Linked DNA regions of Homo sapiens: regions 2 and 3 are each linked to region 1. A link is a contact called in ENCODE Hi-C or POLR2A ChIA-PET data. All regions are on one chromosome and are shown on one strand. The core of a region is the stretch at or near the end of the contact, and the rest is flanking DNA. Distances in the headings are between cores, read along the strand shown. Region 1 holds the start of PHKG2 (phosphorylase kinase catalytic subunit gamma 2). Region 2 holds the start of ZNF764 (zinc finger protein 764). Region 3 holds the start of ZNF689 (zinc finger protein 689).

The links. Hi-C counts contacts between places; a loop is a spot of excess contacts on that map. ChIA-PET counts read pairs that join two places held with the same protein, here RNA polymerase II (POLR2A). Pooled maps may share reads with other maps.
Region 2: a loop to region 1 is called in a map of B cell, with 17 times the contacts of the local background. The contact joins the promoter of ZNF764 here to the promoter of PHKG2 in region 1. A Hi-C loop is called at or near these places in 1 of 168 maps with a recorded cell type or tissue (B cell) and 5 of 50 pooled maps. POLR2A ChIA-PET finds 5 or more read pairs at or near these places in 2 of 52 experiments (IMR-90 and PC-9).
Region 3: a loop to region 1 is called in a pooled map, with 5 times the contacts of the local background. The contact joins the promoter of ZNF689 here to the promoter of PHKG2 in region 1. A Hi-C loop is called at or near these places in 5 of 50 pooled maps. POLR2A ChIA-PET finds 5 or more read pairs at or near these places in 3 of 52 experiments (CD4-positive, alpha-beta memory T cell, RWPE1 and naive thymus-derived CD4-positive, alpha-beta T cell).

What each region holds. Positions count from the first base shown.
Region 1 is chr16:30,745,865-30,750,474 of GRCh38, forward strand. PHKG2 (phosphorylase kinase catalytic subunit gamma 2) reads left to right here and starts at 2,561. Exons shown (of 10, transcript NM_000294.3): 1 at 2,561-2,626; 2 at 2,939-3,051. The coding sequence starts at 2,957. RefSeq lists silencers at 2,308-2,607, 2,648-2,787.
Region 2 is chr16:30,555,675-30,560,284 of GRCh38, forward strand. It overlaps ZNF764 (zinc finger protein 764), which reads right to left and starts at 2,700. Exons shown (of 3, transcript NM_001172679.2): 1 at 2,313-2,700; 2 at 2,059-2,172; 3 at 1-433. The coding sequence starts at 2,508. RefSeq lists enhancers at 1,588-2,149, 2,690-2,829.
Region 3 is chr16:30,608,547-30,613,156 of GRCh38, forward strand. ZNF689 (zinc finger protein 689) reads right to left here and starts at 1,843. Exons shown (of 3, transcript NM_138447.3): 1 at 1,291-1,843; 2 at 979-1,092. The coding sequence starts at 1,495. LOC124903678 (a long non-coding RNA gene) reads left to right here and starts at 1,928. Exons shown (of 2, transcript XR_007065051.1): 1 at 1,928-2,217. RefSeq lists a silencer at 1,533-1,582 and an enhancer at 1,870-2,839.

The sequences.
Region 1 (4,610 bases), core at 1,311-3,810:
CACTGCAAGCTCTGCCTCCTGGGTTCACACCATTCTCCTGTCTCAGCCTCCCAAGTAGTTGGGACTACAGGCGCCCGCCACCATGCCCGGCTAATTTTTTGTATTTTTAGTAGACGGGATTTCACCGTGTTAGCCAGGATGGTCTTGATCTCCTGACCTCGTGATCCGCCCACCTCGGCCTCCCAAAGTGCTGGGATTACAGGCATGAGCCACTGCACCTGGCCTGTTCTTTGTTTTTTTTTTTTTTTTTAACTCTTAAGTTCTGGGATACAAGCAGAACATGCAGGTTCGCTACGTAGGTATACATGTGCCATGGTGGTTTGCTTCACCCATCAACCTGTCATCTAGGTTTTAAGCCACCATGCCCTGCTAATTTTCGTATTTTTAGTATAGACGGGGTTTCACCATGTTGGCCAGGATGGTCTCGATCTCTTGACCTCGTGGTCCACCCGCCTCGGCCTCCCAAAGTGCTGGGATTACAGGTGTGATCCACCGCGCCCGGCCCAACGCATAGATCTTAAGTGTGCAGCTTGATTATTATTATTTTTTTTTGAGATGGAGTCTCGCTCTGTCACCCAGGCTGAAGTGCAGTGGTGTGATCTCACTGCAACCTCTGCCTTCTGGGTTCAAGTGATTCTCCTGCCTCAGCCTCCTGAGTAGCTAGGATTACAGGCGTGTGCCACCACGCCCGGCTAATTTTTGTATTTTTAGTAGAAATGGGATTTCACCATTTGGTCAGGCTGGTCTCGACCTGACCTTGTGATCCACCCACCTCAGCCTCCCAAAGTGCTGGTATTACACGCGTGAGTTAACCGTGCCTAGCCGACGAATGTTTTAACGTAAATAAACCTGTGTAGTCAGTCACTCACCACCTATAGGAATATAACATTTGCAGCACATCAGCAAGTTCCCTCATGCTCTTCATTATTATTTTTATCCCCGATATTGACCTATGGAAACCCTTTCAATCTGGTTCCTGTGTCCTTGTGATAAGCCCCGCTCATTAGTAATGTCTGGCACAAATCACTCCAGACTCACCTTGTACTTTCCCTGCTGAAGCCTAGAAATTGGCCATTTCTCCTGAAAAGACTTAGTTCCTTTTATTGGGTACTGTTATTGAGAAATCAGCATCTAGACACTAGGCGTTCTACTGGGAAGTTACTGCTTAGGGCATTCTGAAAGCAGAGGTAAGAGCCAGTAAATAGTTAATGTTATCTACTTTACATCTTTTAAAAATCTTTTTAAAAATTCCAGTCAATCATAGGGTTCTTTCTCCACTTTCCCCATTCCAGATTCCAGATTCCAGATTCCCACAGTTAAGAACCTTGGCTTCCAGTCACATCAATATATTGATTACTCAGCTTCAGAATTATTATCCTGTTATATTACCAAACAACAAATCTAAGTAAAGTTCAAGATTTTTTGCAATTTTGCCTTTAGATTGATGGTATAGAGTCATAGTACTCTATAAAAAGTTACCTGAATTCATTTTTCTTCCCTCATAATTGTAATCCCAAAGTGTCATTTCTAAGATAGCTGTAGGGAGATAAGTTAATTCTTTTCCTCTTTGGCTGGAACATAACCTCCACAGGGTAGGGGTGTGTGTGTTGTTTCATTGCTCTCAGTCTAGTTCCTAGGTCTTAGACGGTCATAAAAATTTGTTAGTGAATGCCAGGTTTGAGCTATGCACTGAGTCACTCCTGGCAGAATCTAACAACCTGGTGGGTTTAGAACAGAGTGTGATACAAGGCTTTTGGGAGAGGGTGGAAGATTGAGAAAGTGTGTAAATCCCAGATAGTAAACGCTAGGGCTTTGGATGTATTTAGGAGGAGTTGAAGCGGACACAGAAAAGGCTTCCTCTGGCATTTTAAGTCCGAACTAAGAGGCCAAGCTGGAGTCCAAGCTGCGTGTGTCCAAATGTTTTAAGGGCTGGAGTGTACTCAGGACAGGCGCTTTGGGCCAGGCTGCTAATATTGAAAAGAGCTTGCTGGGCGTTGTGGCTCAAGCCTGTAATCCCAGCATTTTGGGAGGCTGAGGCGGGAGGATCGCTTGAGCCCCGAAGTTCAAGGCTGCAGTGAGCTATGATCGCGCCACTACACTGCAGCCTCAGCGTGGGCTACAGAGCGAGACCCTGTCTGAAAAAAGAGAAAATGCTGAATTCAGTTAGGGATGCTTGGAGGAGACCGAGGGAACCCTGCTCAAGTCTGGGAACTAGAGGCGCGGGAAGGTCCTGCTTCCCCGCCACCCAGAGATCACGTTTCCCAGTAAACCCAACTTCCGGGTCCCATTCCAGGCCTCCAAGCCCACGTGACAACAAGCTCCGCCCTCTGCTGTCCCGCAGATGCCACTCGGTGATTGGCCGCGTCTGAAGCCGCGCCCCGGCGTCGCGTTGCAGCCTTAGGTCCAGCCGAGCGCCGACTCACGCCCCAGCCCCAATTGGGCGGCCGGTTTCCAATTGGAAGGGCTTCTGAGCCTCAGTCTTCGGGCGGCGCTGACCATTGGCGGGCAGGATGGAGGCGGAGCCTTGGGTTGTCGCCCGCCGCCGGGGGTTAAGGTGAGCGACTGCAGGCAAACCCGGCGACAGCGCAGCTCGCGTCGACCCTGGCTCCTCTGCCTGCCCCCTCAGGTGAGCCTGCGCTAGACCCCCGTCCCCTTCCTGCGCCCGCCCGAATGCGCCTGCGCGGCAACAGCCGCCTGCCCTTGCGCCCCTTCCCCCTGCCTCCTGGGCACATCTCCCCACTCCCCTCCCTGCCCTGCCATCCTCCCGCCCCCAGGCTCTTCTGCGGGGTCTCCCCAGTCCGGGTCCTTCCCCCACCCCCCCCCACCCCCCAGGACCCTGGCGCCCCAGCTGCAAGGGCTGCGCCCCCGGGAGCCGCCATGCGGGTCGTCTCAGAGCCTGTGGGCCTCCCTGCCCTCACTGCCCTCCTCCTCCGCGCAGGCCCCCGCCTCCTTCAGGATGACGCTGGACGTGGGGCCGGAGGATGAGCTGCCCGACTGGGCCGCCGCCAAAGAGTTTTACCAGAAGTACGACCCTAAGGACGTCATCGGCAGGTAAGGCCGCGGCCAGGGAAACGGAGGTCCAAAGAGGTCGAGCCCCAGCATTCCCGCTTCCGTTTGAAGGCTGGAGAGTTCGCGGGTGGTGGTGGTGGTGGTGGTGGTGGTGGTGGTGGTGGTGGTGGTGGTGGTGGTGGTGGTGGTGGTGGTGGTGGTGGTGGTGGTGGTGGTGCTGCTGCTGCTGCTGCTGCTGGTGGTGCTGGTGCTGGTGGTGGTGGTGCTGGTGCTGGTGGTGGTGCTGGTGGTGGTGGTGCTGGTGGTGGTGCTGGTGGTGGTGCTGGTGGTGGTGTGTGTGTGTGTGTGTGTCTTTCGGTGGTGGTGGTGCTGGTGCTGGTGGTGCTGGTGGTGGTGGTGTGTGTGTCTGTGTGTGTGTGTGTGTCTTTCAAGTTCAGGTTTTCTCAGGAGAAGACTGGATAGTTGGTTTTGTTTGTTTGTTTGTTTGTTTTTGAGACGGAGTCTCGCTCTGTCGCCCAGGCCGGAATGCAGTGGCGCGATCTCGGCTCACTACAACCTCTGCCTCCTGGGTTCAAGTGATTCTCCTGCCTCAGCCTCCCGAGTAGCTGGGATTACAGGCGCGCGCCACCACGCCGGCTAATTTATATTTTTAGTAGAGGCGGGCGTTTCACCATATTGGCCACGCTGGTCTTGAACTCCTGATCTCGTGATCTGCCCGCCTCAGCCTCCCAAAGTGCTGGGATTACAGGCGTGAGCCACCGCGCCTGGTTGACTGAATAGTTCTAAATGGGAAGAATCAGTGATCAGTGGAGAACACCTAGTGACTAGACTCTTACCTTGGGTCAACCCCATTTTTTCACGGATTCATTCATTTATGCCTTCAACACAAAGCTCAACACGGGGAGGGCAGAAAAGATGCGTATGCCCTGGAGGTACTCCACCCGAAGTGACTGAAATTGGCACGTGAACGTTAAAAAGGCATCAGGCTAGATAGGTAGAGGTCTGTATCAAGTGCTATGGGATTCCAGAAAAGCACACCTTCTCAGGAGGAGTCACCTTTGGGCTGGGTCTTGAGGTATGAGTAGGAGTTCAGGGGGGGGTCTTTAAAATCGCAAAAATGTATGCGTGTGGTAGATGTCTCCAGCTTTCATCAGATTCTCAAAGAGGCTCATTAAAGCTGGGTCATAATTAAAACATGGCCTCAAACTCAGATGCCCTTAGTGGTTGCGCAGGAAATTGAAACTGTGAAGTGGCCAAGAGTAAGAGAGTAGGAAGTGTTGTGGAAGGTGGAGGGTTTTGCCCCACCTATGATGTATGAATTCAGATTTGTGTAAAAAAATAAAAAAAAAATTGCACCGGCCAAAACGTAACACATCTGAGGGCTGTGTTTGGCCTGTGGATCAATAGTTTACATCCCTTGATTTAACTAGATGTGGGTGGCCGAATTCCCAAGTGAGTTATGTGAGGCCAAGGAGGCCCCAGAGAGCATAACAGTAAGGCTCTGCGAAGGGCAGCCAGGGAACCAGGATAAGAAACAGGATTTGAGGCTGGATCCTGGAGGGATTTGCTCCTTAGTCTGAGGAATGTGTAGGGTCATATGG
Region 2 (4,610 bases), core at 1,450-3,949, 190 kb before region 1:
TGCGAAGTCAGCGCCGAGCGCTGCGTGAAGGCCCGGCCACACTCCAGACAGCGGTGGGGCCGCTCCCCACGATGGATGGCCCGGTGTTTGCTCAGGGAGGAAGCGTGGCCGAAGCCCTTGCCGCAGTCAGTGCAGTGGAAGGGCTTCTCGCCAGTGTGACTGTAGACGTGCTCCACCAGTGTGGAGCGCCAGGCAAAGCTCTTCCCGCACACGTAGCAGCCATGACGCTGGTCAGCTCGGGGGACAGGGGGGTGGGCACAGAGGGAGGGGCGTCCCCGGTGCGGTGCCTTGGACAGCTGCTCCCAACCATAAGGGGGCCCGGCCGAGGGGGCTTGGGGAGACTTCAGCCCAGGAGACCCGGCGGCCACAGGGTCGGGCTTCTCCAGGGCTCCCGTCCCTTCCCTTTGTCTTTCCTTTTTCTTGTTTCTGGAATCTGCTGAGAGATAAAGAGGGGAGAGTTCAGGCTCGGCTCATCCTGGTCCTTGAATCCCACAGCCCGCGTGGACAGGGACAGGCCTGCTGGATCCCCGGCTGCTCCTGGGAGATGGAGGAGTGACACCTGTTCCTCGGCTGCAGAGCCAGACAGAGCCGGGAGGGAGAGAACAGCCCATTCCGCCTCGGGGCTGGGGAAATGTCACGGTGGGGGAAGGGCAGAGATGACATGAACATCTGGGCCTGATCCAGAAGGAGGAACGGACACCTGAGGATGTTCCAGGCAGCAGGAACAGCACCAAGAAAGGCAGAACCAGGAGGGCATGGCCAAGTTCAGTGGGGCTGGATACTCTGCAAAGGCTGAGGGCAAGAAATGAAAGAAAAAAAGGGGGGCGGACGGGGAGAAAGGAACCAGCCTGCAGGTGAACGGCAGGGGTGGGTCCTGAGGTGGAGGTAGAGTCAACAGAGTTTAAGAGACTGGGCGTGGGGGCTCAAGGCGGTAATCCCAGCGCTTTGGGAGGTAGAGAAGGAGGATCAGCCTAGGATTTCAGGACCAGCCTGGGCAACACACCGAGAGCCAAGACCCCCTCTATAAAATATATATATTACATAACAATTTAAAACAATTAGGCCAGACGCAGTGGGTCACTTTGGAAGGCCGAAGCAGGCGAATCGCTTAGCTCCAGGAGTTAAAGACCAGCCTGGGCGACATAGTGAAACCCTGTCTCTACTAAAAATACAAAAAATTGGCTGGGCGCGGTGGCTCACGCCTGTAATCCCAGCACTTTGGGAGGCCGAGGCGGGCAGATCACAAAGTCAGAAGTTCGAGACCAGCCTGGCTAACATGGTGAAACCCCATCTCTACTAAAAACACAAAAACAAAATTAGCCGGGCGTGGTGGCGGGCGCCTGTAGTCCCAGCTACTGGGGAGGCTGAGGCGGGAGAATGGCGTCAACCAGGGAGGCGGAGCTTGCACTGAGCCGAGATGGCGCCACTGCACTCCAGCCTGCGCGACAGAGGAAGACTCTGTCTCAAAAAAAAAAAAAAAAATTAAGCAGGCTTGGTGGCGGGCGCCTGTAATCCCAGCTACTTGGGAGGTTGATACAGGAGAATTACTTGAACCTGGGAGTGGGAGGTTGCAGTGAACTGAGATGGCACCACTGCACTCCAGCCTGGGCAACGGAGTAAAACTCTGTCTAAAAAAAAAAATTACCCAGGCTTCGTGGCGAGCACCTGTACAGTCTTAGCTACTCTGGAGGCCCAGGTGGAAGGACTGCTTAAGCCCGGGAGTTCCAGGCTACAGTGAGCTATGATGCCGCCACTGCACTCAGCCTAGACAACAAAGCGAGACCCTGTCTCTAAAACAAAAACACCAAAAAAAGCCCCCAGAGTGTAGTGACCACGCAGAGGTGAGGACTCAGAGGCGGGTATGGCAGGGCCAGAGCCCCCATCACAGCTCCTTTCTAGGCTGCATCTGGGAGCCACGCAGGGGCTCAGCCTCGTCGTCGCAGTTGAGAAGGCAGTTCAGAGAGGAAACTGCTAAGCAGGTAGCTGGAGGTGGCAGAGGGTACCGGGATGGGACAGGAACAGAGAAGTCCCCATGGGACTGAGCACCCGATACTCCACCTGGGTCCGTTTGTGTCTGACATTTCGCCACCTCCGGATCCTGGGCAGCCGGACCCCACAGTTCGGCCTCCTCCTCCACCCAGGAGATGAGAGCTGGCTTGTTGCCTCCGATTCCTAGGGAAGAAGAACGCAAACCCCACGCTGCGGGGAGGCCACCTGCCCGGCCCCGGGGCCCCCAACTTCACGCGCAGCTCCCAGAGGCGCGGCAGGGCCTGTGGGGGCGCAGGGCTCAGGCGAGCAGGTGGGGCTCTCACCGAGAGCGCTCAGGTGGCCGTAGGTCTCCCGCATCACGTCCCGGTACAGGGCCCTCTGCGCTGGCCGCAAGCAGCCCCACTCCTCCCGGCAGAAGTACACGGCCACGTCCGCGAAGCTCACAGCCCCCGGCTCCCTCCACTCGGGTCCGGCCCCGTTTGGGTCCCGGGGAGGGAGCGGGGCCAGAGGCGGCGCCATGGTAACTGTCAACCCCGACGACGGATCGGCTGCCTCCCCTGGCCTGGCCTGGGCCTGCGGAACCTCCTGCGCCCGAGAAAGCCTCCCCGGCCCGGGCCCAAGGGAAGGAGGGAGGTTACTAGGGCCCCCGAGGGCGCACTAGAGGGCGTGGAAACTAACGGTGCCGATGGCAGCGGGTGTATAATCAGAAATGGAATATGCCCTCATAAAAAATGGCGGCGGCGCGGGTACTCGACCTTTGCCCCTACGCAGTCGTGCCCAAGACAACGCCCCCGGTATCTCCAGTCCGCGTTCTCTCCGTACCCTCATCCAAAATGGCCGCGGTGACTAATACAGAGGCCGGCCTTGAAAACTAGCCGCGCATGTTTAGTCCCCGGCCCGGCGAGGCGGTGCAGCAGAGAGCTCCGCCCCGGCCCGGCGAGGCGGTGCAGCAGAGAGCTCCGCCCCGGTTTGCACGAACAAAAGAGCGCCTCGCGGGAGTGAGCTGGCCTCCCGGCCTTACTGAACTCAGGCATTAGTTTTCGTTTGTGGACCGTTTTATAATCGGGCTCCAGCTCATCACTCTCTCGTTTTGTCCTTGTTATCTCAGAAACAGGGCAACAGCAGTCTCTTCCCAATGTTGAGTGTAAAAAAACCAATGGAGTGGGCGTGGCGCAGTGGCTCACGCTTGTAATCAGCAGTTTGGGAGGCCGAGGCCAGCGGAACAACTGAGGTCAGAAGTTCGAGACCAGCCTCACCAACATGGTGAAACCCCGTCTCCACTAAAAACACACAAAAAAACAGCCAGGTGTGGTGGCGTGCACCTGTAATCCCAGCTACTGGGGAGGCTGAGGCAGGAGTATCGCTTGAACGCGCGAGGCGGAGTTTGCAGTGAGCCGAGATTGCCTCACCGCACTCCAGCCTGGGCGACAGAGCGAAACTCTGTCTCAAAAATAAAAAAGAAAGAAAGAAAGAAAAAGGAGTGGATACAGGAGAACCTCCTCCATCGTAGGCTTGTTGGGGCCTGAAATTCTGGAAGTTTCTAGATGGCGGAGGCAGTGGGGAGAGTAGGGTAAGGTTGAGAAAGTCAGAGGGTCCTCTCTTCTAGGAGCTTCTCCCATGTGCTGCTCAGGACGCCTCCCAATTGCCAGTCTCCCTGTAGCTGCAGCCGGGCTCTCACCTCCCCTCACATCCTGCCCCTGGACAGATGGCCCAAGGCTCCTCTACTCAAATCCAACTCATCCCTTTCTTGCCCCAATCTGCTTCCCCTAGGGTCTTTATCTAGTAAATGTCACCAACTCTCCCCCAGACCTCTCTCTCACTTTCTGATGGTCTATTCTGTGCTCCACGTGACTTCATACATGTCCTGTTGTAGCAGGACAAGCCACAGACAAAACCCCTCAGACACCGAGTTGAAGGAAGGGTTTTATTCGGCTGGGAGCATCGGCAAGACTCACATCTCAAAAACCGACTCCCCGAGTGAGCAATCCCTGTCCCTTTTAAGGGCTCACAACTCTAAGGGGGTCCCCGTGAGAGGGTCGTGATCCATTGAACAAGCAGGGGATATGTGACTGGGTGCTGCAGGCACTGGTAATTAGAACAGGACAGGACAGGACAGGGATTTTCACAGTGCTTTTCTATACAATGTCTGTAATCTATAAATAACAAAACTGATTAGGTCAGAGGTCGATCTTTACCAGGCCCAGGGTGTGGCGCCAGGCTGTCTGCCTGTGGATTCCATTTCTGCCTTTGAGTTTTTACTTCTTCTTTCTTTGGAGGCAGAAATTGGGCGTAAGACAATATGAGGGATGGTCTCCTCCCTTACTGTGTATGGGAGTCAGAGTTGCCTCCAACTGCCTTTTAGCTCTTGGTGGGCTCTTTAGTTGAATGTAGGCCCAGATTGAGAATCGCCTGTAATGCTAACTACTGGGAGGCAAAGGCAGGAGGATCCCTTGAGCCCAAGAGTATGAGATCAGCCTGGGCAAGTTAGTGAAACCCTATCTTCAAAAAATAAAAATAAAAATAAACTAAAGTAAAATAAGAACAAATGAATTGACAGTGGACAAACGAGAAAATTATACCAATTGTATTAGTTTTACATGTACATGGGGATCTTCACAAGA
Region 3 (4,610 bases), core at 593-3,092, 140 kb before region 1:
GCTGGGATTACAGGCATGAGCCACCAGCCGGCCGGTTTTCAAACCTAGATGCACATCTGAATCAGCTGAGGCTATTTAAAAAATGGAAGTTCCTAAACATTCACACGAGTGAATGAATAGCTCTGGGATGGGGTCCTGGAACCTGCGTTTTTACCAAGTTCCCCAAGTGATTTAGATATAACCAATGGCCATTTAACAACCTTGGCAAAAATTAACTGAAAAGTTTTAAGCAAGGAAATATCATGGTCAGATCTGAATCTTGGACAGCTATCCCTGGTCTTGAAGAATCTGGCTCTGAAATTCCAGCCCAGACAGCTCCATCTTCTACTATGGGTGGATCTGGGACCCTTCTACCTGAATGGGGTTAAGCAGAGCCTTGTTGGATTCTGAGGAGATTGCAGTATGTCCTTCGCTGATAAGGGTCATCCTGCCGTAAGAGCAGAAAGAGGCCCCTGCATCCCAGGCAGCTGTTCCCCATGAGCTCCCTTCAACCAAAACCCAGAAAACTCTGAGAAGTTTAGGATCTCTTTGGTCCAACTCAAAGGTGGCTAGAGGCAGAGATCCTGGAAAGGAGGCAGAGGGTAGCACCTGTTAAAAGCTCACTGATTCTGGCTGGCTGCAATGGCTCACGCCAGTAACCCCTGCATTTTGGGAGGCCAAGGCAGGAGGATCGCTTGAGGCCAGAAGTTCAAGACCGAACTGAGCAAGACAATGTTTCTACAAAAAAAAAAAAAAAAAAAAAAGACGAAGAATAAGCCCACTGATTCATTCACACAGTGGAAAACTGCAGCTTGCAGACTGACATAGGAATCTCTGTGTGGTGGACCGGCCCCACACCACCAGACACAAGAGGCTGGGAAGATGAATATACTAAATACGCGGCACCCACCCCTAGCCCAACCAAAACTCTGGACAGAGCCGTTAGAGGTAGAACGTTATAGGAGGGCTGCAGGCTCTGCGTGGTTATTTAGCACTCACTTCTCTGGACTGTTAGCCCTCTCGGGTACTCCTGCGGATCTAGAGCAGCCGGTTCCCAGTCATCGGTGTTTCGTTCCAACCAGGAGATGAGGGCTGGTTTGGGACCTGCGCACCCTGGGGAAAGAGAACAAATCAGAAGGCCAGCTCCTAGATCACGCCGAGTAGTATCTCCCCGACGGCACCTCCTGCTAAGCCCCTGCCCACCTCCCCTGACAACCTGGTCGCCTGCCAGGACCGTGGCCTCCCTGCCTACACCCTCTCCGGCTCCTGCATCCCTTCGCGCCCCGCGGCAGCGGATGGGGCCGGCCTCACCGAGCGCGCCCAGGTGACCGTAGGTCTCCCGCATCACGTCCCGGTACAGGGCCCTCTGCGCGGGCCGCAGGCAGCCCCACTCCTCCGGGGAGAAGTACACGGCCACGTCCACGAACTTCAGAGCCCTCGGCCTCCTGCCCCTTTTCCGACTGGGTCTGGCCTTTCCTGGTCCCTGCGCAGGGAGCGGAGCCGAAGGTGGCGCCATGGGACCCGAGAAGCCGGCGCCACGGCCTTCCGTGTCCAGGCCTCGGCCCTCGGGCGCTGGCGGCCCCTGGGATCGAGGAGCCCCTGCCGGACCAGGGCTGAGCGTGGCCGGGGAGGCCCGGAGGGAATCGGAATTGGTCGCCCGCGGGGCTAACGGAAACCTTTTGCTGTTATTCAGGAAACTCCTGCCCGAACTTGGGTGAAAGGCACCGGAAGATGCCTTCGGGGAAAATGGCGGCGCTGCTACCGCACCGCCTTTGCCTGGAACACAGGCAGCTTCCAGCTATCGATTTTATTGACCGGAGCGCCATGCCGGCTTCCTAACCTCTTTGCCCTCAAGTGTAATGGCGCTGCGATTGGGCTTCACGCCGTCTTTTTTCCCCTCCCCAATACGCGCGTTCATTGGACGAGAGCCGAAGATCGAGCGTTCTGATTGGGTGCTAGCAAAGGCGGTCCGTTTGAACGAAGCCAAGAGCTGCATAAGGGCAGGAAGCTGGACTGCTAGGATCAGGCGACTACAAGGAGTTGTGAAGCGACTTGCACCGACCTGGGGGCAGCAAGAGGCCCCGGGGCTGCTTTCCGCTGTTCGACTCTGGCAGGCTCAGCCAATCACTGAAGGAGGGAACGATTTGAGCGATGGAGCCACTCTGGCCGAGTTAGAGCTGAGATTATCCTGAGTTCCTTTTACTGGTGTTCTCAGAGCATCCTTGACTTTGGAGAATGGTTATCTTCTTTGTTTGCCCTTTAGGGGAGGGAATTATGGTTAGCATTTCCTGGGGGCAGGCGCCATGCCCAGCATATTACATATTTCATCTTTATTATTTTTTATTTTTATTTTATTTATTTATTTTTGAGACAGAGTCGTGCTCTGTCGCCCAGGCTGGAGTGCAGTGGCGAAATCTCGGCTCACTGCAGCTTCCACCTCCCACGTTCAAGCGATTCTCCTGCCTCAGCCTCCCGAGTAAGTGAGATTACAGGCGCGTGCCACCACTCCTGACTAATATTCATATTTATTAGCAGAGATGGGGTTTCACCATGTTAGCCAGGCTGGTCTCGAACTTCTGACCTCAAGTGATTCACCCACCTCGGCCCCACGAAGTGCTAGGATTACAGGCGTGAGCCACTATGCCCGGCCTTATTTTTATTTTTTTGAGACAGGGTCTCACTCTGTTACCCGGGCGGGATGGAATGCAGTAGTGCAATCTCAGCTCACTGCAGCCTCTAACTCCTGGGCTCAAGCAATCGTCCTGCCTCAGCCTTCAGAGTAACTGGGACTACTGGTGTGCACTACCACGCCTGGCTAATTTTTTATGTTATTTGTTGAGTCAGGGTTTCCCTGTGTTGCCCAGGCTGGTCTCGAACCCTTAGGCTAAGTGATCCTCCTGCCTCGTCCTCCCAAAGGGCTGGGATTACTGGCATAAGCCACAGCACCGGAGCCATTAGTTATTCGCTTTTTTTTTTTGAGACTGGGTCTCATTCCGTTGCCCAGGCTGGAGTGAAGGCATGCACCCACAGTGCTCTGCTAATTTTTTGTATTTTTGGTAGAGACGGTGTTTCGCCATGTTTCCCAGGCTGGTCTCGAACTCCTGAGCTCAAGCAATCCGCCCACCTCGGTCTCCCAAAGTGCTGGGATTACAGGAGTGAGCCACCACACCCAGCCCGTTATTAATTCTTTACTAGCATTTTGTGAACCAATGGTTATCATCCTGGTTCTACTAATGAAGAAACGATCTCAGAGGGATTCCATGAGTTTCCAGGGCCATACTGCTAGTAAGGAGTGGGGAATAAAGATTTAAACCTGGGGCAGACAGAGCCTTTATTCATACCACTGATAGGCATCCTTCCTTCACAGTATCCTAATTTGCTTGCTAAACCAGGAATCCACCTGAGCTCTTGTTTTCTTCTCAAGTTCAATATTCTGCATAATCTCCCTACATTATTTTCACGTGACATTTGTTCAACGTACAAAGCATAGTGCTAGGCAATTGGGAGAGCGTACATAAATAAGTCATAGGCCATGCTTTGAATGGAGCTTACAGTCTAGTAAAGCATATAAATTCACAATGAATCATAACAGAATGATACAAGCATGTATGTGAAAGGCACTGAACTGAAAATTGCTGATGGAACAAGCCAGCACCCACCCCATTAGCCTCCACATTTTTTTTTTTTTTTTTTTTTTGAGACGGAGTCTCGCTCTGTCACCCAGGCTGGAGGGCAGTGGCGCCATCTCGGCTCACTGCAAGCTCCGCCTCCCGGGCTCACGCCATTCTCCTGCCTCAGCCTCCCGGGTAGCTGGGACTACAGGCGCCCGCCACCACGCCCAGCTAATTTTTTGTATTTTTAGTAGAGACGGGGTTTCACCATGTTAGCCAGGATGGTCTTGATCTCCTGACCTCGTGATCCACCCGTCTCAGCCTCCCAAAGTGCTGGGATTACAGGCGTGAGCCACTGTGCCCAGCCCTTTTTTTTTTTTTTTTTAGACGGAGTCTTGCTCTGTTGCCCAGGCTAGAGTGCAGTGGTGCAAACTCGGCTCACTGCAACCTTGGCCTCCCGGGTTCAAGTGATTCTCCTGCCTCAGCCTCCCGAGTAGCTGAGATTACAGGCACCCGCCACTTTGCTCGGCTAATTTTTGTATTTTTAGTAGAGACGGGATTTCACCATCTTGGCCAGGCTGGTCTCGAACTCCTGACCTCATGATCCAACCACCTCTGCCTCCCAAAGTGCTGGGATTACAGGCATGAGCCACCACGCCCGCCCTAGCCCCTACTTCTATGTATGTGTTATACTGCAGAGTTTCACCAGCTCAATGCCACCCCCAAGGGTCCTGCGAGCAGGAGAATACACCATTTGCCATGTCTCTTAGCTAGTGACATGCACATCTATCTCTCTAACCCTTTAATCAATATTGTAAAGCATATACTATGGGCAAAACACTAACCTCAAAGCTTTCAAGGAATAAAGACAAACAATGTGGCAGGAAAAGTCACAAAATTAGAAGGCAATGAGGCCGGGAGCAGTGGCTCACACCTGTAATCCCAGCAGTTTGGGAGGCCGAGGTGGGTGGATCACGTGAGGCCAGGAGTTCAAGACCAGCCTGGCCAACATGGCAAAAC